Linked DNA regions of Mus musculus: all the other regions are linked to region 4. The links are chromatin loops, found by intact Hi-C in ENCODE. Cell type or tissue: heart. All regions are shown on one strand.

Region 1 (2,500 bases), 49 kb before region 4:
CCTTAGTGTGTGTATCTGACACCTCTCATAGTCTCATACCAAGGACCCTCAGCAGTGAGTAGCCACCGCTGGGCCCTCCCTCCTTTGATGAAGGGCCCGTCCTTCATTTCCACCATCAGTGGCTGCTCTGTCTGGCTCGTCACTCCCAAGTTTAGCATGCCATCATCCCAAGTTCCTGCCTCTCCACACCTGTTTGCTGGGCTGCTGAGAACAGCGCTTCTGACCAACAACCCACAAAAGCATCATCTCAAAGCATTGCGTGCACCCAGCTAAGGCTAGCCACATGGTTCTGCTTGAAAGTAGGAAGCAGTCTCTCTCCTTAGGTGATGCCCCTCCCCTGTACAGCGATCTCCCTGGACTGCTTCAAATCAAGGAGCCACTCAGTTCTGTGTGCGCAGAGGCACCGTCAAGGCGTCCGGAGTTTAAATCCTTTTCCTCGAAATTGCAAAAGGAAAGAAAAGCTTTGTCTCCCGGAAAGGGAACCCGGGTCAACAGCCACAAGTCAAGGCAGGTCCATGAAAGAGACTGACCTTACACTGACTGCTCATTTAAGATGAGCAGACAGATCAGCGGATCGGCTGGAGATGTGAGGTGTAAACCCTTGCAAAAGAATTCACAAGTGAAAATCCAGTCCTGAACTTTTGAGGGCTCCTGAGTTGGGGTATAGAATGTAATGCTTCAGTCAGCTTGTGTTTACATGACAACAGCTAAATGCCCCGGATGCTAAACACAACATAGAGTAAGTAAACGTTACAATGGGAAAGCAAAAGGATTACAATGTATCATGTATGGGGGTTTCAGTCAATTAGCTAATCAACATCTAATAATCTAAGTGCTGCTTTTTAAATACCATTTTGAGAGATTTTATTTATTTATTTTTATGATGTGCGTATATGGTATGTGGGAAAGTGCGTATATGCATGCAGGTGCTCCAGGTGGCCAGAAGAGGGTGACAGATTCCATGGAATTGGAGTTAAGATGGCTGTGCACTGTCCCATGTGGGTGCTGGGAACTAAATTTGGATCCTTTGTGAGAGCAGTGTTTGCTCTTAATTGCTGAGCCATTTCGCCAGCCTCCATTTTAGAAAACTGAAGAGCACCCGTACCAAATGACTGCTATGGTCATTAATCAGGGTTCTGCATTGGTTAACGCCTAGGAAGGGTACAATTGATGGACATTTTCTCTCTGCTAAATCTTTGCACAGCTGTGGTTAGTCTTCCGGATTGAGTTTCAGGAATGGAATAGTGGTGTAAAAGGGTGATGCTGGAGCCAGCCCTCATCATTTTCCCATCAATACTGGTATTTTCAGTCTTTTTAAAAGTCAGCTACTTTGAAAAGGAAGGCAATAGCTCCTTCCAATTCTGCATCTGCTTCGGTCCTAGAGACCATTATTCTCTGGGTCCTTTCTGAAGCATGTGAATCATATTTATTCAATATATAATTGATATATAAAGTCAATATAAAAATATTTATATTTTCACTGGTGTGTCTGACAATTTTTAAAACTGACTCAAAAGAACCTTCCATAGGTCTGAAATAATTTCACACACACACACACACACACACACACACATTTGTCATTTGTGTTCCATGTTTGGGTGTTCAGTTCTACACTTCCCGATCCTCATAGCTCTCTGTAGCTTTATCTTAGGAATGGCCTTGGCCACTCCACTTTTTTTGCAGACCAGGTTCACATCTCCTATTTTTTTCTTCCACTATTTTTATTCTCTTGTTTTCGATGCTTAAATCTTTTACTTATCTGCAAGTTATTTTATGTTTAAGATGGAACTTCGTTTAATTTTTTTTAAATTGAGACACAGTCTCTCTATGTAGTCCTGGCTGGCCTGGAACTCATTATTATAGACCAGGCCGGCCTCAAACTCACAGAAGTCCACCTGCTTCTGCCTCTAGAATGCAGAGGTCAAAGGTGTGAACTGCCAGTGCTCTGCAGGATTAGAATTTTAACTCATTTCTAAAGTGATCTGCCAGCTATCCTGATGGTACTTATTAAGTGACTGAGCTTTTTTGTTGCTGGTTTGAGGGTGCCTCTTTACCATGGCATAGCTTTTGTGTATTTAATCTGTTTCTAGATATTGCCTTTGGCTCTACCGATCTATTTCTACACTAATAGGTGCTATTTTAATAACTTTAGCATTATGAAAGACCTAGTGATGCAAATACCTCCTTCTTAGTCTCTTCTAAGAGCATATAAATAAACACATAGCAAATGAATAAATCAAATGCTTCTGTAGTCTGTTTATAATTTCAAGTAGGCTATAGTTGTTCCAGTTTAAATGACCTTGGTACTTTGATTGGGACACATTATTTCCATAATACCTGATGTTATTATGATACTGGTTCAGTTCCACAATGTCTTTCTTCAATTAACAGTCCTTTAGTTAATGCTGACATCTCTGTGTGGGTTACTCACATTTCTTATTTTAGATTTTTTTTTTTAGGTTTTTATCTCTGTTGTATTCCCCCCTCCTTCTGTGCCTCC
Region 2 (2,500 bases), 120 kb before region 4:
ATTCATTTTTCATTCAAGGCTTGCTCAATGCACCTAATTTGGCCGTGGATTGGAGAGTGGGGGGTGTTTGCCAGCCAATATGTATGTGTAGCTAAATTTGAAATGGTAATTTCTCAGGAGACGGGTAGACAGCTAAGGTCCTCCGCACTTTCTCTTACCATATGGCTGACAGACTCTCACTGATACTTAGAACCTAAGGATTAAAACGTTATTAAATTAAAATTTAAAAACTAAGAGTTGCTAGCTGGGTATGGTGACGCATGCCTGAGTCTAACACTTGAGGGATGGAGGCAGGGGGATCAGGAGTTCATCATCAGCCTCAGCTAGCTTTTTTGAGGTGAGACCTTGTTTACAAAACTGAGCAAAAAGAAAACAAACATGCAAGTGATTAATGGGTGTGGAGGCTTAATCCCACATCTGGAGGTAGAAGCAGGAGAATCAGGAGTTCAAGACCAGCCTTTGTTATATGAGATCTTGTCTCAAAGATATCAACCACAAACCTAAACACACACACACACACACACACACACACCAAAACAAAAACCTAATGCTTGTGTGATTGTGAACGTTCAAACTGGTCTGAAGCAGTTCACATCACCTCAGTTCAGAAAAACAGAAAATCCCAGGTCAGACTCAGTGAGGCCATGATTGTTACCAGTTTCAAACCACTAAAGACTGCCTGCCCTCCCACCTGCCAGCCCGCCTGCGCCGCCCCCCCCCCCCCCACCACAGTGCCCCTGCCTTTGCCTCTTTCAGCAGCCTTCCCCCCACTTGCTCTTTCCCGCAGCTGCTTTCTTGGCTCTTTGAGACTCTTTGGGCTTGACTGCTTCTGGCTACCGGAGAAAACATTTCCTGCTTTCCACGCCCATGGGCGAGCAGAGACTTTCTGTCAGCCTGGACTGCCTTTGGGTGTGTATACTAAAGCAACCCTGAGCCCTACTCACATCATCCTTGGCTTTAAGAATGGGTCATGGGACTTTCCCTTGTTCCTGGAATAATGAGGTCAGAGATAAAATGCCATATTAGTTACTTTACTGACACTCACCCCCCATTCTATATTGACTTGAATGAGAATGGTCGCCGTACACTCGAATATTTTAATGCCTGGCCCCCAGTTGGTGGCGCTGTTTGGTGGTAGTGGTGGGACAGTTAGCAGGTTTTACTGGAAGAAGTATGACACTAGGATCAGGTTTTGAGAGTTTTTTTTTTTTCTTTTGGGGTTTTGGGGTTTTTGAGTCAGGGTTTCTCTGTGTAGCTCTGGCTGTCCTGAAACTCCCTCTTGTAGACCAGGCTGCCCTGGAACTCGCAGAGATCCACCTTCCTCTGCCGCTGGGGTGCTGAGATTAAAGGCGTATGCGTCTGGCAAGGGCTTTGAGAGTTTAAAGCTGCCTCTCTGTTTGCTCTCACTGCTTCATGCTTGTGCTGGACAATGTGAGCTCTCGGCTTCCTGCCGCCATGCCCGCCCGCTGCTTGCTGCCATCCTTCCTGCCACAGTGGACTCTCATCCCTCTGGAACCCCTGAGCCAAAACAAACTCTTTCTATAGTTGCTCTTTGGTCATGACGTTTTAGCCCAGCGACAGTAAAGTAACTAATATGGATTCCCGGCTTCAAAGGATCCCACCAGCCCAGGGACTCCATCTAGTTGACAGGAAGGAGCTCAAGTCTAACTCCCTTGGACTTTTTCTATTTCTCCCCCATGCTATATGAGGCCATGGATCGTAGGGCCAAGAACACTACTATGGCTTTGTGTGATGGTTTGTATATGCTTGGCGCAGGGACTGACACTATTTGGAGGTGTGTCCTTGTTGGAGGAAGTGTGTCACTGTGGGCATGGGCTTTGAGACCCTCATCCTAGCTACCTGGAAGCCAGTCTTCTCCTAGCAGCCTTCAGATGAAGATGTAGAACTCTCAGCTCTTCCTGCTCCATCCCTGCCTAGACATTACTATGCTCCCACCTTGATGATACTGGACTGAACCTCTGAACCTGTCAGCCAGCCCCAATTAAATGTTGTCTTTATAAGAGTTGCCTTGGTCATGGTGTCTGTTCACAGCAGTAAGACTCTAATTAAGACAATGTACAACTTTTCTTTTTTACTTGAAACGCCAATTTTTCTTATTCTCTAAGCTCTGGCTTTCCTGAAGGCTCCCTGCATTCCTGCCTCTGCTTGAGAGAGTCCTTAAGAAAAAAAAGGGGAGAGGAAAGAGTAGGGGAACGGACCACAGCAGTGAATGTGGCACAAGACTGTTATCCAGCCTAAGAGAATTCATTTGGTTAGATCAAGTTCTGTCTTCTGACTTCCTGTGCAGCGCTGTGGTCATGGATCAGTGGGTAAAGGTGTTTGCTGCCAAGTTTGACAACCTGAGTTTTGTTTCCAGGACCCACACTGTGGAAGGAAACAATAAATTTCCACAAATTGTCTTCTGACCTACATATATATAATGTGTCACACACACACACAGACACACACACACACACACACACACACACACACACACACA
Region 3 (2,500 bases), 110 kb before region 4:
CTGGAAGTGACCTTTTATGAAAGTATTATTTCTTGAGTTTCTTCCCTTTTATGCCAGTTGTCTCTGTAAGAACACCGATGCTGGAAGCAAGGGGATGCCAAGTTCGAGACCAGCCTGGTCTAAGGAGGAAGGCCACAAATAATGTGAGCAATGAATGACACAGGGGGAAAAATCAGCTTATATAGACATAGCACGCCATCAATATTAGCTTTCACAAAGAGCTCCTGGGTCCCTGGAAGGACAAAACGTGGTGACACAGACTACCAGAGCCAAACACATTTTTCAGGGGCTTAATTTAGCAGCACTCTGTTAGGTGCGGGACATTTTTTTCCCCTGAGCATGTGAACTCTCTGAGACAGATATTATCAGTATTCCTAACTCCTTCCTGAGGGGAAACAGAAGCAAAGAAAATAACTTCAAGGTCACCTCCGCAGGAGACTCAGAACAGGCTCTGAACCAAGCATGTTCACTCGATGCTCCTCTCCGCTGTCCCCCAGTCACTCCATTTCATTCGTTCATTTATTTTTATTTTGGAATAATATGTAAATCCAACATTTCCCAGGGGAAGGCTGCCAGCTCTGCAGGCCTAATTCAGAGAGGGGGCGCTTCTGCTCCCAGGTCCTTCTACCTTCCAGCTTTGGGAGCCAGCCTCAAGGCTGGGATAGCTAGCTTGTCAGCCAGTGGACCACCTGGGGGCTGGGGTCCTGCTTTACTCAAGGCTGCCTGGTTTCAGCCAACCACCCTCTGACCCCTGCCGAGGCCCCGCCCAGCTGCCGCCTCTCAACCTTGGCTTCCCTATTTCTTACCCTTTTTCCTCCTCCCTGATTTTCTCCTCATCCCTCCCATTTCCTCACTCTGCATTCCCAGCTCCTCACCTTCAGTGTCACCAGCTGGAATGGCCTTCAGGACCAGCCCGGTGGCCCGCAGAGAAACAGTGACCTCTCGTGGTCTGTGGCTGAGCAGGGCCTGGGGATGGGAATTGAGCAGAAGAGGGAGTCCCGAGGGCTTTCCTTTCCCCTGCATCTTCATGTCTCGCTTCTCCCAGGCTTCCACCCTACCCTGAGGTTCTCCTTGGGTACTGATACCAATAAGGGGCATATGGGCAGAGGCTTAGCCATTCTTAATCCCCAAGGAGCCAATCAGACGCCTAGATAGGTAGTTCACAAGGAAGAAGGTTCTGAGCAAGAAACTAGCTTGCTTTCCTTCTTTCTTTCTTTCTTTCTTTCTTTCTTTCTTTCTTTCTTTCTTTCTTTCTTCTTTCTTTCTTTCTTTTTTCTTTTCTTTTCTTTTCTTTTCTTTTCTAAGCTGAGGTCTCACTATATAGTCTTAGCTGGCCTCAGGCTCACAGAGATCCACCTGCCTCTGCTTTCCAAATGCTAGGCTTAAAGACATGCACCAGTGTGCTCACCCAACCTCTAATTTCTTAGAGCACACTGCCTCCTTGTCTACATGTAAGGTCAACCTCGTCCCTACACCATCGTTGCAGATTGCTCTGGAGGCTGAAAGAGTCTGGTGGTATCTTCAAGAAAGGCTGGGGGATCCCTTTGGCTCTGTCTACAACCCCCACCCCCACCCCAAAGGCTGGTTTTCATTCACTGTGCCTCCTAAGTTTTTGTTGGTTATGCCAGTGACACTGACCTTCTGGTAGCACATGGACAGCTCAGCTCCTGTGCCCTCAGCTGCCCCTCTCCTTCGAGGTGAAGAGCCCTCTGAGGGAAGACAAGAGGGGGTAGAAAGTGAGAGCCCCTTCCCCATGTCTCCCAGGCATAGCTGCTGGATAGACAGGGCAGCTGTTCCTGGATGGAGAGGCAACATCTGAGAAGATGGCCTTTCAGTCTGGGAGTGCCCTGAGACAGAGGTAAGTGTGGCCCTGGCATTCAGCAGGGTCCCATGACACAGTAAGGTGACCATGGGGCTGACATCTGGTGAGAGACCAGAGAGTGAGGGTAAGGGGCAGCTGAACCAGGGTGAGCTCTGGGAAACGGGGAGCAGAAGCTCACCTTTGGGGGACTTGGAGTCTTGGATCTTCACCTTCAGCTCTGTGAGGAAAATGTCCTCTGTAGGGTCGTGACTCAAGCTGGTGAAGATCTAGAGAGAAGAAGGGAGAAGGGAGGGAGGGACAGAAAGAAAGGGGAAAGGAGGGAGTTTAGAGAGAGCTTCTGTCCCTACAGCCTGAGGGGCTCCACCCACCCACCTGCCCATGCTAGGTTCTGAGCTGCACAGTGACAGCCACACCAGTCCGGACCTTTCCAGCAAGGTAAGCTAATAATGCCTCCGGTCCTAAGCTGATTTGAAAAGTTCCTGTGGCTTACATCTGAGTCCTTCCCAAAACAAAAGAATGGAGAGGAAGAATCAGGAGGCATTCATTCTGATCAAACCTATCTGCCAGATACTAGTAAAAGATACAAAATTCCAGCTCTATAGGAGGAGCAAGGTCAAGGGAGCAACTGCACAGTACAGTGACCACGGTTTGTAACAACACATTGTATTTTTAATAAGA
Region 4 (2,500 bases):
AGTTTTACAAATAAGGAGATGTCATATGCCAGAACCTGGCTGGACTTCAGGTCTCTATTCCGTCTTACACCTTACCAAGCAAACTCCCCCATCAAGGCTTAAGAACCCTATTTAAAATGTGTTTCACCTTGGAAAGCTGTACTGTACAACTGGGTTCCAAAGACTCGACAGGCATTACAGGAGCATAGCTCTGCTCTGGGAACCGGGCCTTACCAGGCAAGGAAAGCAAAGTGGACCGCCATTCAGAAAAGGCCTTCAGGTGAGTTGGCCTGCTTTTAGACCTCCTGTTGCCAAAAGCCACCCCTCCTCTCGACAGGAGGCTTAACTCACTTCATACCACATCCTGCTGCTTTCATCTCGCCTTCCTTTTCCCTCTGAACAGCCTCCTTCCTCCTACTGTCCTGAACTTCTTGCATATTTACTACTACCACCCTAGGATGGGCCATCATGCCAGTCCTACCATGCACACACGTGTATACATTCACACACTCATACTCGCGTGTCTCCGGCGTGTAAACACTGTGCTGGGCGCGCAATTCCCAGCCCGCAGCCGCGTCTGAGAGTCACTAACTTTGGGCAGCCTGAGGCTCGGTGGAGGATAACGCCCCGGTCCTGATGCCAAACAACTCCTGTTGTCCACGTTCCTCCAGAGAGTTCAGAGCCAGAGACAGGCAGGTTCCTTCACTCCAGAGCACACGGTGGCTTGTAACCCAGCAGGAGGCTGCACACACACACACACACACTTGGCCGCATAGCTACTTCAATCTTGATGAACAGTCCTGGGACGCCCCTTCTGCCTCTGGGTTTGTCCCATGGGTTTGTGGGCCCCGGTCCCCTAGGTGGACCTTAACTATAGAACTAGAAGGTCGCCAACTGTCCAGCCTACCGGCTGCAGTTGGAGCACACTACTCCAGAATGGTCCCAACCTGCTCTGGCTGTGCTTCGAGCTCTTATACGCGTCCTCAGCACCCCCTGGCTGTCCAGCTACACACCTGCAGTCCCCGCTGGGCGCCGGGCGCCGAGCCCCTCTCCTGCGGCGACTCTCAGCAGTTGGGGTGAGGCCCCCGACCACCGCTCAGCGGCTGGAACCGGGCAGCAAGTCCCAGCATCTGCCGGGTCTCTACAACCCTAGGGGAGGCGGGGCCTTTGGGGCGGGGCTTTGGGGGCGGGGTATGACCAGGGCTAGCCGCCCAGCCGGGCTCTCTCGCCCTCTGGTGGCTCGATTGTGTCAAGCCGGTACATCCAGCCCTAGAGTTTAGGACTCAAAGCAGTTGCCCTGCGCTAGGACCCCATCCGCTTCGGCTTGTGTACCAGTACTGAGTAACACAGCTCCCCAAAAGTAAGGTGAGGTTCCGTGGGGCGGAAGAGCGTTTTGTCTGTGCAGGAGGGGTGGGTGGGGGCTTCGGGGAAGGAGGAGAAAGAGGAAGCTCCGATGAGCTGCTTCCTTCTCGCAATGCGACCCAGCGCCCCACTTCCTCCTACTACTTCTATTTTTCGGGTGCTCTTAACCCTTAAAAGGCCTGCACCCCTGATGTGCTGAGGAGTAAGCACCCTGATTCCTCTATTCCGTCTACAGGAATCTTCCTAGAAACTTCCAACCAATCCAAACTTCCAGCACTGCTTCTGCAACCTCTGATCTCACAACCCACCACCTCTACACGGTACCAGAATCTCTCATCACTTCAGCTGGGTTCCACCTTCCCAGTAGTAGATCTAGAACCGACCACAAGGTCATACGTTATTGTTGCTCAAAAGCCACAACCCTACCTGAAAGCTAATGTAAAAACCCAATGGTTTTTCTTTTCCTGACTCCCTAAATACCAAGAAAAAGCAACTTCCCTAAATAGACAGAAACAGAAAGTACCCTTTGGGCGGGCGCAGAAGTTGGAACTAGGTGGGAAGGGGCTCAATGCCCACCATAGGTCTAGCCACAGTGATCTCCATCCCAACTACCTGTTTACAGGTGAGGAGCCCGGCCGTGGGCAATGTGGTCCATACAACTCTCTCCCCAGTCTCTACTTTATTCACAAACATGTTGACATTTGGAGGAGAGGGATGGAGGAAGCAGGCTTCACTGTAAAGAAGCAGACAAGATTGGCAGTAGGTGCCTGAAGGAGAAGATAGAGAAGAGCGCATTTCACAGTCCAGGAATGTGCTAGAGAAGTTGTGGAATGTTTGACTTCTTCTGCATTCTTGCTATTCCCAAAACTGAAGGCAGAATAAAGCTAAAACCCCGGGAAGCTCAGGACCTCAGAAACCCAGCGATGCTGCCCTCCAATGGCACACCCTCTTTCTTACTAGCAGCTGTGGCGCAGATGTTGAGTTTGAAATTTTCCTCCCTTCAACACTGGGGTGTGTTGTTGTCCCTGCAGGGCCAACCACCAGACCTCAAGAGCACCTGGCATCTTCTGGACAGAAATTAAAGTGACAGCCACTAGAAGCAGTGTCCCCAGTGCAGCTGGAAAGACCCATGGGTGCCTCTGTCACTCGGTGGTGCCAC

What was found. Hi-C counts contacts between places; a loop is a spot of excess contacts. Peaks named below come from ENCODE experiments on the same cell type or tissue, not always from the same donor. Only the 100,000 strongest peaks of a DNase experiment are listed, where the experiment ranks them.
Region 1: it touches region 4 in a loop (5-fold over the local background); 18 of 42 quality-filtered maps call a loop at or near these places.
Region 2: it touches region 4 in a loop (2.4-fold over the local background); 9 of 42 quality-filtered maps call a loop at or near these places.
Region 3: a loop joins it to region 4, with 2.3 times the contacts of the local background. A loop is called at or near these places in 9 of 42 quality-filtered maps.

What each region holds. Positions count from the first base shown.
Region 1 is chr11:68,479,309-68,481,808 of GRCm38, reverse strand. The region is part of intron 5 of Pik3r5 (phosphoinositide-3-kinase regulatory subunit 5); the gene reads right to left. Among named protein-coding and RNA genes, the nearest start is that of Pik3r6, 22 kb to the left of the region's middle. In heart, a CTCF peak has its summit at 943 (motif pointing right); no DNase peak of the experiment used is centred here.
Region 2 is chr11:68,552,712-68,555,211 of GRCm38, reverse strand. No RefSeq gene overlaps it. Among named protein-coding and RNA genes, the nearest start is that of Mfsd6l, 2.2 kb to the left of the region's middle. In heart, a CTCF peak has its summit at 1,110 (motif pointing right); a DNase peak (open chromatin) is centred at 871.
Region 3 is chr11:68,543,186-68,545,685 of GRCm38, reverse strand. It overlaps Pik3r6 (phosphoinositide-3-kinase regulatory subunit 5), which reads right to left. Exons shown (of 20, transcript NM_001081566.2): 15 at 2,001-2,088; 16 at 1,639-1,709; 17 at 876-966. Among named protein-coding and RNA genes, the nearest start is that of Mfsd6l, 12 kb to the left of the region's middle. In heart, a CTCF peak has its summit at 941; a DNase peak (open chromatin) is centred at 915; H3K4me3 peaks cover 440 bases; H3K27ac peaks cover 757 bases; H3K27me3 peaks cover 777 bases.
Region 4 is chr11:68,430,755-68,433,254 of GRCm38, reverse strand. It overlaps Pik3r5 (phosphoinositide-3-kinase regulatory subunit 5), which reads right to left and starts at 1,130. Exons shown (of 19, transcript NM_177320.2): 1 at 993-1,130. It overlaps Gm32046 (a long non-coding RNA gene), which reads left to right and starts at 1,170. Exons shown (of 2, transcript XR_388771.3): 1 at 1,170-1,344; 2 at 1,577-2,500. In heart, CTCF peaks have their summits at 996 and 1,220 (motif pointing left); a DNase peak (open chromatin) is centred at 1,174; H3K4me3 peaks cover 1,344 bases; H3K27ac peaks cover 715 bases; H3K27me3 peaks cover 2,194 bases.